Regions from separate parts of the Homo sapiens genome. Here region 1 is linked to region 2. The links are chromatin loops, found by intact Hi-C in ENCODE. Cell type or tissue: Caco-2. All regions are shown on one strand.

Region 1 (5,000 bases), 360 kb after region 2:
ATGCTCTTCCCGTGATAGTTCTCACAAGAGCTGATGGTTTGGTAGGTCCTCCTGCGTTCATTCTCTCTCCTGTCGCCTAGCGAAGAAGGTGCCTGCTTCCCCGTCACCTTCCTCCAGGATTGTGAGTTTCCTGAGGCCTCCCCAGCCATGCAGAACTGTGCCTCAGTTAAACCTCTTTTCTTTGTAAATTACTCAGGCTCGGGCAGTTCTTCACAGCAGTGTGAGAATGGACAAATAGTTTCCCAGGCTGGTCTTGAGCTCCTGCGGCCTCCCTAAACGCTGGGATTGCAGGTGTGAGCCACCGCACCTGGCCAGAATGAAACTTTGGAAGGGGCTGATTGTTCAGATAGGCGGGGGTCAGTGTGCTCGGCCTTGCTTCTGCAGGGGAGGCACACTGGTGAGGTGCCCTCTAGGGCAGACGAGGGAGGGGGGTTCCCGGAGCAGTGACGGTGGAGACAGGTGGGACGACACAGATGGGCTTGAGAGGACTCAGGACTGCAATGGCAGGTGAGGGGGAGTCCACCTGGGCCTGGACCAGGTGATGGGATGAGAAGGGAGGGGGCGATTAGCTAGAGGCACAGGCTTGGGGAAAGAGATGACTTCCTTTGGACGTGTTGAGTTCGGAGGCAGCCTTTGTTCCAGAGACAGAGCCTGGACCTGACAGCTGGAAGCCAAACTGGAGGTGGGGATTGTACGTCACTCATAGTGGAGGCACTGGTGGGTGTGGAGAGAACCCAGGACCCCATGAGTGGCTGGAGGCTGCGAAGGCCGCGGGGAGCCAACCTCCCCAGGTGACCAGACCGCTCCAAGGGCTTGAGGTCACGGAGGGAGAAGGGTGGCAGCCCCGGCCCTCTCACTCAGGGAGGTGGAGTTAGAGCTGGAGAGGCCTGAGCACGCCCCTGGCTCAAGAGGAGGACAGATATGCGGGTGAGGCCCGGAGGAAGGGAATGGCCAGGTCTGAGGCCCTGCATGGGCTGTGGGGTTGGTGTTCTCAGCCTCCACTTTTCCAGTGAAAGCAGAGGATCTGTGGGGAGCAAGGTGGGGCAGTGTGAGCTCGAGGCCGGAGGACCCCTGAGTGGGTCTCAGTCCCTACAATCTTTGGAGTGTTCCCCTTCGCTGCCTTTTTTTTTTTTTTTTAAAGATGGAGTCTTGCTCTTGTCTCCCAGGCTGGAGTGCAATGGCACAATCTCGACTCACTAAAACCTCCGCCTCCCGGGTTCAAGCAATTCTCCTGCCTCAGTCTCCCGAGTAGCTGAGACTACAGGCGCCCGCCACCATGCCCAGCTAATTTTTGTGTTTTTAGTAGATACAGGGTTTCACCATGTTGGCCAAGCTGGTCTTGAACTCCTGACCTCAGGTGATCCACCCACCTCGGCCTCCCGAAGTGCTGGGATTACAGGTGTGAGCCACCATGCCCGGCCCCACTTTGCTTTTTTGGTTGTGGTTTTTTGGTTTTGTTTTTGTTTTGATAGTCTCTATCACCCAGGCTAGAGGGCAGTGGTGCAATCTTGGCTCACTGCAACCTCCGCCTCCCGGGTTCAAGTGATTCTTCTGCCTCAGCTTCCCAAGTAGCTGGGATTGCAGGCATGCACCATCATGCCTGGCTAATTTTTGTATTTTTAGTAGAGAAGGGGTTTCGCCGTGTTGGCCAGGCTGGTCTAGAACTCTTGACCTCAGGTGATCAGACCACCTTGGCCTCCCAAAGTGCTGGGATTACAGGCACGAGCCACCATGGTCAGCCTTCACTTTGAGTCTGTAAACGGGAACTGCCAATCCTTCCTCGGAGATAATGACCCTGACTCAGACTTCAGCCCACGTGTCCTCCCGATATGAGGCCCATTTTTACGAGTTCATCACCTTAAACGAGGCGCCAAGTCACAGCGGTGTTGATGCAGGGCAGGTTCTTTGCCTGGCTCAGGAAGGAATTCAAGAACCAGCCGGTGGTAGAAGAAAACAGCTTGATTGATGGGGTGGCACGTTACGGCTGTGACTGGCCCCGCCATGGGCAGTGTGCTGAGAGTAGCAGCCCAGGGACAGATCTGAATCCGTGCTTATTCCCATTTTTAATGACATCCTAATTCAGGGGGCGGGTTATTCAGAAATAGCTAGAAAATGGGCGGTAACTTTTGAGTGTTGCCATGGCCAGAGGTGGTAACTTCCAGGTGTTGCCATGGCAATGGTAAACTGCCATGGCACTGGTGGGCGTGTCTTAGGGAGAGGTGATTTCAGCACTTCTGGTTCAGCCAGTCTTCAATCTCGTCCAGAGTCAGTCCCTCCTGCCTCCTGCCTCCGTGCTGATTGCAGGCCCTGTTTCCCCCAGGACTCCATGGCTTCCGAGTTGCTGACTGACCCTCCACCTCAGAGGTAGTTCTGACACTGTCTCAGTTTTGCAGATGAAGATGAGATTCTTCAGTTCTCCATGTGGAAAAGCAGCTGTGGACCCAGGTCTGTCTGGCCCGCCTGCCGTTGTGTGAAGGAGCTCAGGGCCTATGGTCTGTCCACACTCGCGGTCATCAGTGGCCAAGCAGGCCAGGGTTGCTCCGCCCGTGTGCCAGGCCGGCCAAGGCCAGTTCTCCACTTTTTCTCAGGCCCATGGGTCCAAGTCCGAAGCCACAGAACGGCAGGAATGAGGGGTGGGAGCAGAGCAGTCGAGGGTGCGCTTGACCGTGGCTGAGACCCCCTGAGCAGAAACGACTCCCCCAACCTCTGCTGATCCTCCTAGCACCCAGCAGCAGTGCTTGGCACAGACTCTGTCCCTGCGCATGGTCTAGAGGGGGAGATAGACCTTCTAGATGGCAAACGGCATGGAGAGATGACTGTGGGGGCCTGGGGGAGGGGTCACTTATCCAAATAATAATTACTGAGCACCCACCATGTGCCACACTCTAAGTCCTGGGGTGTAGCAGGAACCAAGCATATGCAGAACTGCCCTTCAAGGGCTTGCACTTTAGTGAGAAGGAAATAAAATTTTATAATATTAAATGTAAAACCACAGTGAGATACCACTACACACCCGCCAAAATGGCGAAACGAAAATGAACACCACCAAACGGTGGCAAGGAGGCAGCGCACCTGGAACTCCCGCACATCGCTGATGGGAGCACAAAATGGAACAGCACTGAAGAGAGGCCTGGCCACTCCTCAAACACACACCTGCCCCCAAAGCCAGCATATCTCCTATTCGTCCAAGTGAAACAAAAGAACATATCCCTTAAAGTATAATTAAAAATATATATATATCCACACAAACACTGTCACAGAAACGTTCAGAGCAGTTTTATTCACAATCACCAAAAGCTGGAAACAGCCCAGGCATCCATCAATGGAAAAACTGCTACATCCATCCATGGGAACCTACTTGATAGTTTAAAGAAATGGCCTACTTGGGCACGGTGGCTCATGCTTGTAATCTCAGCACTTTAGGAGGCTGAAACCGGTAGATCAGGAGGTCAGGAGTTTGAGACCAGCCTGGGCAATATAGTGAAACCCTGTCTCTACTAAAAATACAAAAAAAAAAATTAGCCAGGCCTGGTGGCATGCTCCCGTAATCCCAGCTACTCAGGAGACCAAGGCAGGAGAATCACTTGAACCCAGAAGGTGGAGGTTGCAGTGAGCCAAGATCTTGCCACTGCACTTCAGCCTGGGTGACAGACTCTGTCTCAAAAAAAAAAAAAGCCTACTGATACCTGCAACAACATGGGTAAGCCTCAAAACTTCATGTTGAATTAAACCAGAGGCACAAGAATACATGCCGTATGATTCCATCTAGAAGAATTTCTAGACCAGGCCAGAATATGGTGAGAAATGAGAATAATGATTGCCTCCATGGGGCGTGCAGGTAGACTGGTGAGGCCCAAGGAACCTTCCAAGGGGAACGCTGTCCTTTTTTTTTTTTTTTTTTTTTTGAGTCTTGCTGTGTTGCCCACAGTCAGGCTGGAGTGCAGTGGCACGATTTCGGCTCACTGCAACCTCTGCCTCCTGGGTTCAAGTGATTCTCCGATTCAGGAGGTAGCTGGGATTACAGGTGCCTGCCATCACGCCTGGCTAATTTTTTCTATCTTTAGTAGAGATGGGGTTTCACCATGTTGGCCAGGCTGGTCTTGAACTCTTGACTTCAGGTGATCTGCCCTTGGCCTCCCGAAGTGCTGGGATTACAGGCGTGAGCCACCGCGCCTGGCCATGTTCTCTATCTTGAAAGGGGTTTGGGTCACATTAGTGAGTGTACTTCTCAGACTCACCAAAGAGTACACTTGACACCTCTGCATTTCATTGTTTGTGAATTTTACCCTGAAAGAAAAAAAACCAAATACTGACATGAATGTGAAAGACTGAGGAGAAAGTGAACAGATGTCTGCAACTTACTCTGAAATTCAACAAAAAGGGAAAATGGACAGAGACGTAATAAAGCAGATGAAGCCAACTGCTTTTGAGATGGAATCTCAAAATCTCTGTCACCCAGGCTAGAGTGCAGTGTGCGATCTCGGCTCACTGCAATCTCCACCTTCCAGGTTGAAGCGATTCTCCTGCCTCAGCCTCCCCAGTGGCTGGGATTACAGGCGAGTACTGCCACACCCAGCTAATTTTTGTATTTTTAGTAGAGACGGGGTTTCGCCAGGTTGGCCACGCTGGTCTCAAATTCCTGACCTCAGGTGATCCACCTGCCTTGGCCTTTGAAAAGTGCTTGGGTTACAGGCGTGAGCCTCTGGACCTGGCAGAGCCAACTGTTAATGGCAGAATGTAACTGGGTGTAAGAGGGACCACTACCATTATTTCAAGTGTGTTTGAACGCTTTCATAATGAAATGCCCAGAAAAATTATACAGCATATTGGAAGGCCTCCCTGAGGAGACACTTGAACCAAAACTCGAGGTGAGGGTGTGAGGGACACAGAGATCCCGGGGAAGGATGTTCCAGGCAAAGGCCCTGGGGCATGAGCCTGACAGGGATTCCTAGAGTAGCCAGGAGGCCAGAGGAGTAGCGGGGAGGCAGATCCCACGGCCT
Region 2 (5,000 bases):
AACAGTAGTTATTTAGAATTTATTGACATTGTATTATTAATTTTTTCTAGGATTATATTCTGTTTATGAAAAATGACAGTAACATGCTATAAATTTTCCAATTTACACGAATGTATTTAAGCTTTGAAAAAGTTATTAGTTGATTTAAAGAAAAATATTGAGTAAATAATAATATAGCTGGGTTGGAGATATGGTTGAAATCCTGACATTGCTATTCAAATGACTGAAGTTTGGGAGACACTTCTTTCCCCCACCCGGAGCCCAAACAAAATTACTATTTGTGACCCATTCCTGCCCTCTGCTTTACCTAAACCAATTCAGGATCATGATAATGACCAATAATATAATAAGAACCATACTTCTCCCTATAAGCATTATGATAGGGCTCTGAGATCTTTAACCTAAAGAGTCATTTTAATGGTAGAAATTTCTAAAAAGACAGGATAATATATTTGTAGTAGATGAAACTGTCACAATAATGACACTATCGAGTGCTGTCATTTAGACTTTTTGAGTATTCTCTAATTCTCACAACGACCGTGAGGCATTTTTCAGATGAGAAAACTGAGGTTCAGGGAGGTTAAACAAAACCTCAAGCAATAAGGAGCAGAGCCACGGTCTGGTGCCTAGAACTTCTGGCCATGTGGGTAGCTTAACTGCTCCCCCTAAGGTTTGTTTTCTTTTTTTTGAGATGGAGTTTTGCTCTTGTTGCCCAGGCTGGAGTGCAGTGGCGTGATCTCGGCTCACCGCAACCTCTACCTCCCGGGTTCAAGTGATTCTCCTGCCTCAGCCTCCTGAGTAGCTGGGATTATAGGCATGCACCACCACGCCCGGCTAATTTTGTATTTTTAGTAGAGACGGGGTTTCTCCATGTTGGTCAGGCTGGTCTCAAACTCCCAACCTCATGTGATCCGCCCACCTCGGCCACCCAAAGTGCTGGGATTACAGGCATGAGCCACCACACCTGGCCCTGCTCCCCCTAAGTATTAGGCAAACCCTGGAGAAGCCACACGGATGAACAGCCTGAGGAACTCAAGGGAGCATGTGAATAGGTGCACAATAACACATTATAACACAGGGAAACTCTGAAATACTATGGGAGGAAGTACGTTCAGAGTAGGTGAGACCAACTGAAGGAAGTGGGGACTCTACCAAAGGAGTCACCTCATTGCATTTATCTCTGCCTTGCATTCTACCCCTCTGCCTTACAGACCTCCTTGTAGGGCCAGGTCAGGCTTCATGTCTCCCACCAACCCCAGTCACTCAGAAAGGAGCAAGTACTCTGGTTGCCATATTTCTGTCTCTGGAAAGGATGCCTGTCTTCCCAGTTGGGAAGACCATTCCTCAGCTCGGTCCGGTGGACTGCTGCCTGTAGGACATGCAGAGGCAGGCAGGCTGCATCTGCTTCTGGAGATAAGCTCCCGCTGCAGAGCTTTTGTCAGGTTGGCCACTGTCCCGCAACAGCCTTTCTAACCCAGCGCCATGGACCAGCTATGCTCTTCACCAATAGCCTAGGCAAGAGCTTCAAGTGCTCTTAGGAGTCATTCCGTGTGATGCTAACCTGGGGCTTCAAGCCTACCATTGGGAATCACTATCCCTTGTGACACTGTGTCCAGGCCCCACCTCCTGCCTGTCCGATAGATTGGATTTCTTGCAGTGTTGGCATCATCCCAGTCACACCTCGTTTTACCAGGTATTTTATAGAACCTCCCAGATGAGAATTAAGATAATGAGTATGAAAGATAATGAGTATGATAATGAGTTGAGAAATTCCAAAGCCCCAGAAAAATACATAAGATGATATCACCAAACCTTTCCGCCCACTCTAGAGTGTAGTCCTTGGAACTCAGCCCTTGTCACTATTCCCATTTTCCCTGGGTGATCTCATCTGTTCCCCTGGTTTTAATTACTACGTATATGATAATAACACTCCTATCTGCATGTCTAGTTTAGATCTCTCTCCTGACCTTTAGATTTTTATTTTGACAGATTCCTAGATATCTATATTTCAGTGTATTCCACAGATACTTCAGAGTAAACAGAACTCACCCCCTTCCTCACTAAGGCTTCCTCTTCCTTCGGAATTCTGTATCTCATCAAGGTTTCTGATGAGTCTCCAAAGAGCTCCAGCCGGAAGAAACACACACATCCCATGCAGTCTTTTCTCCATACCAAGTGCAGAGCTGAGCTCTGGTGTGGCCACCGGGAGGCAGTGCAGACTTGAGGATGTGTTTCGCAGCAAGGCTTCAGGAGCCCCAATCCTGAGCAATCCCAGTCCTGCATGCAACTTCTGCCCAGCTTCCTTTCCTCTCTTTTTCAGGGAATGTCTTTGTCTGAGTCCACCATTGACTCAGGCTCCTATTGAATTGGTAAGGGAGGGACTGGAATGGGGCCCAAGTGCAAAGCTCCTTCACAGAGCAGCATGCACCCCCATATGCACATATCCTGGAACACTGCCTGCCTTCAGCTCCTGAGAGGCACAGTTCAACAAATCAAGCTGGAGGCTTCTTTGAGCCAGGAAACCTAAAAGACTTTAAAGGAAAGTGTGGAGCCTGGTGTTAAACAGGTATTACTTTGTTCCCTGACATACAGGTGGTGGAAATGTCACATTTCTTTAATTTTCTAAATTAAATACCCTTGGCTTCCATCCAACAATGAGTAGCAAATCCAATCTTGGTCCTTTATCAGGAGCTTACACATACTGGGGGGAAGATGTCTCTTAGATGAGGGTGCCTGTCACCCCTGGCGCTCTTTGCCCAAAACAATTCTACGACCCTTTCTCCAGGTTTCTCTATGGCATGAAGACCTCTGCTGAGGCTCGGGATCAGCAGTGCCTTTGCTTACCTCCCTGAGCACACTGTCATCCCCATTGAAGGCCCTCTGGTCCCAGCGGTCTGTGGGAGGCCTGGAGCAGGACCTGGCCACAAAAGGAGGCTGCAGTGCTCCTCAGCACCATGCCTCAAAGCCAGGCTCAGGAAATTCTCCTCTGCCCTCTTCTAATTCTACAAATCCTTCCTCCTCTCAGACAAAACAGTTTTATTGCCTCTAAGACTGGGTTAATTTTTTAAAACAAAAGCTTGTTGATTTCTTTCTTCGCTTTATTTCCTTCCCTCCCTTCCTTCCCTCCCTCTTTCTTTCCTTCCTTCCTCTCTCTCTCTCTTTTTTTTTTTTTTTTTTGACAGAGTTTCACTCTTGCTATCCAGGCTGGAGAGCAATGGCACAATCTCAGCTCACTGCAACCTCTGCCTCCCAGGTTCAAACGATTCTCCTGCTTCAGCCTCCTGAGTAGCTGGGATTACAGGTGCCCACCACCATGCCCAGCTAATTTTTTCTATTTTTAATAGAGACGGGGTTTCACCATGTTGGCCAGGCTGGTCTCAAATCCCTGACCTCAGGTAATCCACCTGCCTCGGCCTCCCAGAGTGTTGGGATTACAGGCGTGAGCCACTGTGCCTGGCCTGATTTCTTTCTTTTTTTTTCTTTTTTGGAGATGGAGTTTCGCTCTTGTTGCCCATGGTGCAATGGCCCGATCTCGGCTCACCACAACCTCTGCCTCCCAGATTCAAGTGATTCTTCTGCCTCAGCCTCCCAAGTTGCTGGGATTACAGGCATGAGCCACCAAGCCCAGGTAATTTTGTATTTTTAGTAGAGACGGAGTTTCTCCATGTTGGCTGGTCTCAAGCCCCCGACCTTAGGTGATCCACCCACCTTGGCCTCCCAAAGTGCTGGGATTACAGGCATGAGCCACTGCTCCTGGCCTCTTTCTTTTTTGAAACAGCGTCTCGCTCTCTTGCCGAAGCTGGAGTGCAGTGGTGTGATCATAGCTCACTCCTAGGCTCAAGTGCTCCTCCTGCCTCAACCTCCTGAGATTATAGACATGAGCCACCACACGCAGCTCAATTTCTTTTCTTTGTTTCTTTCTCTTTTTCCTTTCCTTTTTTTTCTTCTTCTTTTTTTTTTTTTCCTGAGATGAGAGAAAGCCTGATCTCCAGAACAAAAAGCCCTGGTTACCCTTTGGGATTGGGAGTGTGGAGGAAGATAGGAATGGTCTATTCTTTTGTGAAGAACAGAAATGGCAGACACTACAGAAAATCAGTCAATTTCTCAACCAGGTTACCCTCCCTGCACTAAAGTGGTGCTTACCTCATACCTTGTTGCCAAAGTTTGGGGCCTGCCTCAGATTGGTGATGCATCAGATTGGAAGTAAGCAGCAAACTTGGATCCCCCAAGCTTTAAAACATTTAAAAAAATTTTATGGATACATAATAGTTGCACATTTTATAAGGTGCATGTGATATTTTCATACATGCATAAAATATATAATGATCAACTCAGGATAATTGGGATATCCATCACCTCAAGCGTTTATCATTGTGTTAGGAATACTCCAACTCTACGCTTTTATTTTGAAATATGTAATAAATTATTGTTAACTATAGTTGCCCTTTTGTGCTACCCAACACTAGATCTTATTCCTTGTATCTAACTGTATTTTTGTACCCATTAACCAACCCCTCTCTTTATCTATCTGTATAGTCGACAACTTCCAGCTTCTCCAGAAGTGGCAAATAACTTTCCAACTGGGTATCCACACAGAAATATGTGAGCATGCTTACATGGCATGTGCTGCCCCACCTCCCCCTGTGAGGAGCTTGGTTACAGCTACAGCATTTCTACAACCTCTTTAAACCAACTTTGTAGTATCCGGCAGCAAAGTATCATTCCCTGACATTCGAGTCATTGAGTCTCTGAAGACTTGGAAAAGGGATAATAAGCCAAATCATTCAGGAACCAGGGGGTCCCAGAGAGGTATGTAATAAATTTCATCCAGATGTTGGAATTGGCCTTTTTTTCTTCCATCTTTTTTTTTTTCCAGTTACATTAAAAACCAAACACATTGTTGTTATCTTATCAAGCAAGGTGGGAAGAACATTTTTTCCTTTATTTCTAGGTAAGCCTGCACAAAGGATTGAAAGGGCTAACAGCATATGGGTAATACA

Evidence for each region. A loop is a pair of places that touch in the nucleus more often than their neighbours do. Peaks named below come from ENCODE experiments on the same cell type or tissue, not always from the same donor. Only the 100,000 strongest peaks of a DNase experiment are listed, where the experiment ranks them.
Region 1: a loop joins it to region 2, with 4 times the contacts of the local background. A loop is called at or near these places in 4 of 110 quality-filtered maps.

The regions. Positions count from the first base shown.
Region 1 is chr20:34,547,585-34,552,584 of GRCh38, forward strand. It overlaps a transcript of MAP1LC3A not described here. Among named protein-coding and RNA genes, the nearest start is that of MAP1LC3A, 8.6 kb to the right of the region's middle. In Caco-2, no CTCF peak of the experiment used is centred here; a DNase peak (open chromatin) is centred at 2,207.
Region 2 is chr20:34,188,572-34,193,571 of GRCh38, forward strand. It overlaps a transcript of ASIP not described here. Among named protein-coding and RNA genes, the nearest start is that of ASIP, 50 kb to the right of the region's middle. In Caco-2, a CTCF peak has its summit at 2,215 (motif pointing right); a DNase peak (open chromatin) is centred at 2,220.